Linked DNA regions of Mus musculus: region 2 is linked to region 1. Evidence: chromatin loops called from intact Hi-C (ENCODE). Cell type or tissue: gastrocnemius. All regions are shown on one strand. Each heading gives the region's core, and the rest is flanking DNA. Links, peaks and the distances in the headings are about the cores only. Region 1 has its middle 4.5 kb from the start of Gm40685. Region 2 has its middle 27 kb from the start of A930033H14Rik.

Region 1 (4,391 bases), core at 303-4,302:
CTGTAAATGCTCAAAGCCCACCTCTGATAAAGTCATTTCTCCTGTGAGGCTGTGCCACTTAAACTTCCTCCAAACAGTGCTACCAAGTTGAGACTAAGGGTTCTATGGGGGACATTTGTCATTTAAACCACCACACATAGAAAGCACCTTGTCTACTGAGTCAATTCACCAGAGATAGAGAGATGGGAGGAGGGAGGAAGGAGGGACAGGGAGGGGAAGGGAAGGGGAAAGGAAGGAGGGAGGGGGAATGGAGGAAGGGAGGGAGGGAAGGAGAGAGAGAGATAGAGAGAGAGAGAGAGAGAAGGCAAGGAGCCTATATTTATTTATACTCACTCCTCCGGTCATGCTGACCTGAAATGGGAACTGAGTGGAAACCATGAGACAAATATATAAACTAAGTGGCTTAGGCTCAAACTTCTCTGACCCCCAACAGCACATAAATCACAGACCTCAGCTGACTGACTCAGCAGGTCTGCTCGAGGCCTGAGAGCCAGGACTTGAGGCAAGCTTTCTGCTCCTCAGAACACGCTTTGGGGAAGTGAGGAATTAGGAGATGGGGGCGGGGAGGGGCATAGTAGAAACTTCCGGGTAATGGACCATCCATTGCTGGCCCATCTGTTTCCAGCCAGTAACATTTGGAAAGCTATGGGACATGGTGGAAAGAGATGAGGATTTTTCGTGGTGTCTGTCTGCATGGCTGAATCTCAAAGAGCCGTTATTGATCTTGGACAAGATAGAAGGCTTGGAAGGGTTTGGTTCCACTTGTTCAGCTTTGTCTTCAGCCTAGGGGCGATGCGCCTCATCTGTGCTTAAGATGTGTATAGACTGTCAGTGTAGAAATGGCTCCTAACCAACCCTTCTGGCTAGGCTGAGGGATGCCTTGTCAGAAGTAGCAAGGCTTGCAGGACCAGATCTGTAGCTGGAGTCAGGCTCAACACTGGATCCTCTGCGTATTTATTCCCTGACCCTTGCTCAGAAGAAGGTTGGTTTTCTAGTCCCATACTCTTTGATATTTAAAGTCAGGATGATCAACCTGCAGTATCTTCACTATCCGGTCCTGGAAGTTGTCTTCCTCTCCATCCCGGCCTTCCAAAATGTAGGTTTTAGTAGGTTCCAAATGTGGGCATGTGAGAAGCACTACCCTTCACGGGTGCCAAGCAGATCATTGAAATGAATGCTTGGGTGGTGAGTTCCGAGTATACCATAAATATTAACTCTATCCTCCACCAGAGAGGGCACTACATACACTTCTCTTGCCTTATCTGAATCAAAAACACCCTCTGGTATTCATGATGGTGACAGGCACCCTATCATGTAAGTTTTCACTCCATCTGGCCAGCTGGAAGGTCACTAGATGCTCTTTCTCAGGCTCAGTAGACACACAGGCATAGCCAACCTTTTGCTTCCACACCAGGACACTTTTGGTTACAAAGTTCACACTCAAGAACTATGGAGTTGGGGGCTGGAGAGATGGCTCAGTGGTTAAGAGCACTGATTGCTCTTCCGAAGGTCCTGAGTTCCAATCCCAGCAACCACATGGTGGCTCACAACCATCTGTAATGAGATCTGATGCCTTCTTCTGGTGTGTCTGAAGACAGCTTCCGTGTACTTACATATAATAAAAAAATTTAAAAAAAGAAGAACTATGCAATTGAGAAACTAGAAAAAGTTACACACACAAAAATTTCAATATTTTAAGTAACTTTTAAATGTTGCCTTGGACTGGGGATTGGACTTGTGTATTTTATTGCAAAACCCACCTCCTTTCCAGGACACCCCACATGTTTTTGAGTAAATAAAGTCCCTGGGGAGAGGCACTCATTGCAGAGGCTTCAAGGCCTAAACAGATTCCATTTCTGACCCACAGTGAGTATTTCCAGAGTTGGGAGCTGACCAGAGCAGACTTGACCAATAGTCTGTGGAGTGTTACTCCCCAGTGTTGGGAGCTGATGGTCTTCTGGGAATGTGTGGAAGAGTGTCTCCATTTGCTATGGGTTCCTCTCGAAACTCATCTTGGAACATCTTTTTGTTGTTGTTGTTTCTTTTGTTTTTGTTTTTTTCCCAGACAGGGTTTCTCTGTGTAGCCCTGGCTGTCCTGGAACTCACTCTGTAGACCAGGCTGGCCTCAAACTCAGAAATCCACCTGCCTCTGCCTTCCAAATGCTGGGAATAAAGGTGTGTGCTACCACTGCTCGGTTATGGAATGTCTTGCTTTCCAAGGAAACATAGCAGGGGGACCCAGTATCCCGCACTCCCTAGCCCCGTGTGATGCCCAAACCAGGGCAGACTCCTCAGTAAATAAACAGAAGCGCTCAGGCATGCAAGCCAGTGGCATCAAAGCTGCAGTGCACCGAGAACACTGGAATGAACATCAGAGAGTGCAGACAACCCTGGAAAAAGCTTTCCCTCTTGTGATTCCCAAGAAGGCAAGGCGACTCTGGCAGATCTGCTCTCATACCAGCAGGGGGCGACAAGGACTCCACAGACACCAAGGGAGTCCTTGAGTGTGGCTTCTCAGGGGACAGTGATCTCAGCTAGCCAAGGGGCTTGCAGGGAGAAGGACCTTCAGGATTACTTAAGGAGGGACTTTCCTGCAGGTAGATTACTTGTGTAAACAGTTTTTCTTAAAAAGAAAATACCACAGACTCCTGGGCCGCCCCTTCTCGTCAATGATTCTGACTTGGGGAATCTGTAGTTTTCAACATTCCTTGGGTGACTCTAATTTTGAAAGGTTTAGAGGGAGTGACATCTTGCTTCCTCAGAAACGATCAGAAACGAGGACAGAGGCTGTGACCTTTAGTGACCATTTTTTGGAAGACTCAAAGTCATCACGGTCTGGCTTTCATAGCTTACTTCCCAGTAGTCCCTAGGGACAGGGATAGTGTGATGCCTGGGGCCGTGACTGGACCTTCTTTCTGCCCCTAGTAAGGCAGGGTTCGAACGCCCCTGACTAACATCCCACAGACCTAGTCGAGCTGCTTATCCATCTCAACTGGGAGCCTGGGTTATCTCACTCTATGCTACATGCTTTGATGACCTCATAATTCACACAGCGTGGTTTTGGGTGGAAATGAGACCAGCTTCTCTCTTGCTCATTGTGCCTGGAGCCTGGGACCGTTATACAAAGCCAAATCCAAGTGTCTTTGGGTGAAGGAAACTGACTCAGCCCAGGAGAGATGCTCTGTAAGAGGTGGTATCAAACGAACTCTACTACATTTTATCCAGGGAAGATACAGGTCTCTGAAGCTGGGCTCCATGCTGCATTGCTGTGAGGCCTCTTTCTGAACTCGGTGTACCAAACTGCACCCAAAACAGAGAAGCCAGGCCCCACTTAGCTCACATTTTCTTTTTACTACTGGTGCCTGCGGGCTCTGTGGCGCCGCCTCGTGGCTGGAGGGTATAATAGCACGATCGGACCTTCGGCTTAAACTGCTTATTCGGATATCATGAGCACACATCTTGTCTACGTTTCCCTATTTGTTTCTGTGTCCCAGGCCGAAAAGCTGTGAGCAACCAGATTTACAGGCTCAGGATTGTATCCGGGAGGAGGAGCCTGAGTAACTTTCTCCCACCCTCGGTCACCGTGATGGACGGCTTTGATCTCTCTGCCTCTGATCCTGATCTCTGAGCCCCCAGCCTGTTCTGTGTCCTACAGGCTCAAATTGATAACCCAAGTGAGTGGCGGGTTCCAGGATGAAGGTCCCTTCCGCTATTCTAATTTTTGCATTTACAACCCAGACACTGGAGGGCAAGGCAGGAGGTTTTCTGTAGTTAACCTCTTTCAAACAGCCTTCAAAATGGGTGAGTAAAGAAATATCCAACACCAACTGGCGTGTGGGAACTCTCCAAATCTGCCAAGCCCATGTGGGCCTGACTTAAGGCTCATCTCCTGGTAACTGCAGATGCAGTGAACTTTGGATGACTCCAGAATCCCATCCCGGGTTAAACTTTAGCCAGCCGTCAGGGTGGTAATTCGATGCACCCTCTGTTAAAAGGACCCTGAAACCTAACGCAGAGCCTCTGCGTACAGCGATAAGAGGCTTTGGAGGTGAGAGGGAAGGCATGTAGGCAAAGGATTCCAGTTGACAAGAGGAGTGCTTATCAGTAAGGAGAAGGGCACCAGGGTAGATTGCACTCAGAAATACCTGAAATTGTGTGACACAAGCCAAAGAAACTAGCCTTGAACTCAGAAGCCCTGAGCTGGCTCTGTCTAGCCTGGGGGTGGGGGAGGGGAAGTCTATATTTTATATGGATCTTGGGATCCTTGGAAGTCAATGCAGGGGGCACGTGGTGGTGGTGGTGGGGACAAGTCCCTAAGTTAGTTCAGGGCCCCACCTTGATACTAATCCTTTGAGTTAGAGAGTCTCCCTGGGTCTGCTCTCTCTAACACA
Region 2 (4,391 bases), core at 220-4,219, 120 kb after region 1:
GCCTTTTTCGGTTATAATTTTGTTTTTATTTAAAGAAGTGTTCCTTCTAGAAGTATTTAAAGGCTTCTCGTTTGGCCAATTTGGGGTAAGTATGATCTCTTTTATGGTTTCTGGGGTGATGATTCATATCTAGACTCCAGCTCTGTGGTAAGGGAGACTGCCCGGAGCTCAAGTCCATAGGAATTTCCAGACTACTCTGGGCTATAGACTAAGACCTTGTGTCAAAGCAAAATAGAATGAAACAACACCAAAAACAAGGGTAAACAATAATCCACAGCTCCACTTGTTACAGTTTGTCCCCTTCCCGTAAATATCACAAATATCACACTGTCCACACTGGGATTCCGTTTCTTTGACTCCTCAGAGTTAGAGCCACTAAAAGAGGCACCTGTTCCAAGGGGCTGGGCGGTATCATTCTCAACATAGCACTAGGCCACCACAAACACTTACCAGCCAGGGTGTTGCAGCTGCGAACATTTCCTAGCATATACATAAAGTTCTGACTGTGACATGGATTGCAACTTGGTATGCAGTATCTGAATGTTCCCACGTCACTTGTCAGACATGTAATCTCCAGCCACAAGATGCACAGACAATCTATCTTGTGGAGACAGGACACAGCACTGGATTTGAGGAAAAGCTATGATAGGAACATCCTCAAATCCACTCAGGGATGTGTGGAGAGATGGTTTTCACTGCCCTGAATTTTGTGTACAAACCCACCCTTCTCAGCCCACATCTGTCAAGACCAGTTCAGATCTGACATCACGCAACCCTTTTGTAGCATATGTGTGGTTTCCTTCTTGCCCTTAATTTCACAGCAGGAAAAAGAATAAAGTCCGTTCAGCAAACAACTTAAACACAGCCAGAGAGATCCCGGAAGATAAATTCACAAGGATCATGGGAAGCTCTTGAGGTACCCTTGCAAACAAACAAACAAACAAACAACAAACAAACAAACAAAAAACCTGCCACCTTGTAAAAGTTGTGTCCTTTGAATAAAAATGTCTCTGAGCAGAAACGAAATATTTAAAGAACAGTGTTAAGACCTCAGCATCTGAAAATTGTACACTCAGGTTCTCGCCTTCATCTTTCTGGGATGCACCCTGTGCTGGTTTGCCACCACCACAACAGGAAGCCCTGTGCACTACCAGAATTGGATGCTGTTCGGAGCTGTGTCTCCCCAGATTGCCATGCTTTACATCGTAAAAGGAACATTTTAAAATTAACGTTGCCACTTACAATCTCCAAATCGAATAGCCATCCTCCGTATATCAAGTCAGTCTGCTACCCTTTCTAGACTAAGCCACCTACCCTTATTTCTTTGTCCTATTCCTTACTAAATCTACCATCAAACCAATTCTTCCATACGTAGTAACCTCAGAGTGAGAACAAGCATGGATAGAGACTTGGCAATGCCTGGAATAGTTTTGATTTCTCCATAAAGGGCAGAAGCTTTGACTTCTTGCTTTCAAGCATCTATATTCTCTACACGCCCACAGGCACAGGGTCACCTGAACCAGTGGCTCTCAGCCTTCGAATGCTGCGTGACCCTTCAATACAGTGCCTCATTTTGTGGTGACCTCCAACCATGAAATTATTTTCATTGCTACTTTGTAACTGTAATTTTGTTGCTGCTGTGGAATGTACCATAAATATCTGGGGTTTCTGATGGTCCTAGGCAACCTCAGTGAGAGGGTGGGAGACCCACAGGTTGAGAAGCACCGGCCTAGGCTATGTGTGTACAGGTCATATATAGAAAGACAAAATGTAAACCTCATATAATTCCATCCCAAACGTTGTGAAATGAACTCTTATTTTGTTTTCTCAGGTTTAGTGGGTTTTCTAGATAGACACAACGGGATAGAAATGATCACACCACTGACAACTTGAAGGAAGCAGTTGCAGGACCTAAGCAGTGGACAGACTGGCGCCAAAGGGTTAGATCCTGGCCTGTGTTTTGGGCCACTGCTGCCCTCTAGGGGACATGTGTGAAATGAGTCAAGTTTCTAGAAAAAAAAAAAAAAAAAAATCAAGACCGAAAATCATTCTATCCCGTCAGCTTTTATGAAAGAAGACAACTAAAAACTCATCAAAACAGGTTCGTGGATTATCTATACGAATGACACAGAAAACAATCCCACAATCCCTCCAGACACGCGCTTTCCCGGGCCATCTGACTGAGACTCACTCTTTGAGAGAAATGCCTTTTTTTTTTTTTTTTTTTTTTTTTTTTTTTTTTTTGTCAAGCCTGGTTCTCCGCAGTATTTTGAGCCTGTTATTTCTTGTCCTGCCAGGGAGCAGCTGCGGACTATGACTAATGTGTTACTCACTGTTTATACGTTCAGCTCTTAGCTTCCAGGGCCCCAGAAACCAGAAACTCCGGCTCCTTCCCTTTTTATGAAGTCAGTTCGTTCCGAGGAAAATATGCAAACATTTCACCAGTTGCCAAATTGATACTTATTTCTGGGCAAGGAGCGTCACTAATTTCACGCATAGGGAAAACATTAACTCATGGTGTTTTTTTTTTTTTTTTTTTAAACACTTGGAAAACTAGGGATACTATCTGCTCTTTTCTTCCTAGATTTCTTAATAATAATTAAAACTTCTATGTGTATGAGTATTTTGTCTCTATACAGCACTTCTATGCCTGGTGTCCCAGAGGACAGAAGAGGGCACTGGATCCCCTGGAACTGGAGTCATGGTTTGTGACCCACCATGTGGGTGCTGGAAACAGAAACCACGGGGCTTTCTGAGGGATCAAAAGGTGCTCTTCAGGCTAAGCTGCTTCTCCAGCCCCCCCTCCCCCAAATCTTGGCCTTAGCGGAGAGTTTAAATGACTCACAGAACTCAAACTTCCCTGTTTGGGGGATAATTTCATGACTTCAGGAAAAGCAGGCTTGTTTCAGTACATCTATCGCCCATCCATTAAGCATTTGCTGAGCTTGTCGTTGCTCAGCAAACACCATGTCAAGGGTGCCAAGCATGTAGGAGAACCCGAGCATACAGGAGAAAGAAGGTACCATTTAGGAAGCCTGGATCTTTGGTCTTTAAGTTGATTTGAAAGTAATAAACGGATTCAACAGAAACCACACTTTTTTTGAACCTTTGTGTTTTTCACAACACAACATTCAATGCTCTTTCGTAATGGCAGGCATCGGCAGTGTGGAGGCCAGTCAGTAGTGGGTAATGGCAGTCAAGCACTATGCTGCACAGTACCGAGTGGGTGTGGTGGTTTGAATATGCTTGGCCCATGGGAAGTGGCACTATGAGGAGGTGTGGCCTGGCTGGTGGAAGTACATCACTGTGTAGGTGGGCTTTGAGGTCTCCTAGCCTTCATGCTCCACTCAGTGCAGAAGAGACCCTACTCCTGGCTGCCTACAAAAGAATCCAGGGCTGCCTGCTGATCAGATAGAGATGTAGAACTCCCGGCTCCCCCAGCACCATGTCTACCTGGATGCTGCCATGCTTCCACAGTGATGATAATGGGCTGAACCTCTAAAACCATAAGCCAGCCCCAGTTAAATATTTGCCTTTGTAAGGGCTGCCTTGATCATATGTCTCTTAACCGCAATAAAACCCAAACTAAGACCGTTGGGAAGCCGTGAGATTCAAGTGTGTTCGCATGCATGTGTGCTGATGGAGGCCCTGGATTATTATGGGGTGTCTTCTGCCATGGCTCTCCACCTTGTTTTTTGAGACAGGGTTTCTCACTGCACTTGAAGTTCGGTGCTCTAGGCTAGGCTGTCTGGCCATGAAGCCCCATCTCTTCAGCGCTAGGAAAAACAGGCACCGTAGTCATGCCTGGATTTTGCATAGGTATTGGGAGCTGAACTTGGTAAGCATTTTACTGAGCCATCTCCTTATCTTTAAATGCACTTGGACCTACATTATTTTCAACTTAAGCCAAGGGCATCACATTTTACTCCTGTACATTTCATGGGATCCAGTAAGTATTGTTGAAACAACTTGTTTTACGTCTATAATCTACTCGGCTTCAAGAATTCTGAGAATAAATACAATTGTGGGACTGGAGAGATGGCTCAGTGGTTAAGAGCACTGACTGCTCTTCCAGAGGTCCTGAGTTCAATTTCCAACAACCTTATGGTGTCTCACAACCATCTGTAATGGGACCTGATGCCCTTTTCTGGTGTGTCTGAAGAGAGCTACAGTGTACTCATGTAAAGTAAGTAAATAAATAAATAAATAAATCTCTAAAAAAAAATACAATTGCTTTTTTTTTTTTTTTTGTACTGCTAGGATCCAGAATGATTGATTCTTTGTTATCTATTAGTAGTCCTTTTGGTGAGTATTATTATCCCAGGTTTATAGATGATGAACAGCATGACTGACTTAGGGAGGATTATTACTACTGTGATAAAACACTCCGG

The links. A loop is a pair of places that touch in the nucleus more often than their neighbours do. Peaks named below come from ENCODE experiments on the same cell type or tissue, not always from the same donor. Only the 100,000 strongest peaks of a DNase experiment are listed, where the experiment ranks them.
Region 2: a loop joins it to region 1, with 8 times the contacts of the local background. A loop is called at or near these places in 32 of 42 quality-filtered maps.

The regions. Positions count from the first base shown.
Region 1 is chr10:69,305,394-69,309,784 of GRCm38, reverse strand. No RefSeq gene overlaps it. Among named protein-coding and RNA genes, the nearest start is that of Gm40685, 4.5 kb to the left of the region's middle. In gastrocnemius, for the core only: CTCF peaks have their summits at 1,669, 2,465 (motif pointing right) and 3,381 (motif pointing left); DNase peaks (open chromatin) are centred at 2,458 and 3,403; H3K27ac peaks cover 4,000 bases.
Region 2 is chr10:69,184,000-69,188,390 of GRCm38, reverse strand. It overlaps a transcript of Rhobtb1 not described here. Among named protein-coding and RNA genes, the nearest start is that of A930033H14Rik, 27 kb to the left of the region's middle. In gastrocnemius, for the core only: a CTCF peak has its summit at 1,984 (motif pointing left); DNase peaks (open chromatin) are centred at 1,966 and 2,286; H3K4me3 peaks cover 913 bases; H3K27ac peaks cover 1,823 bases.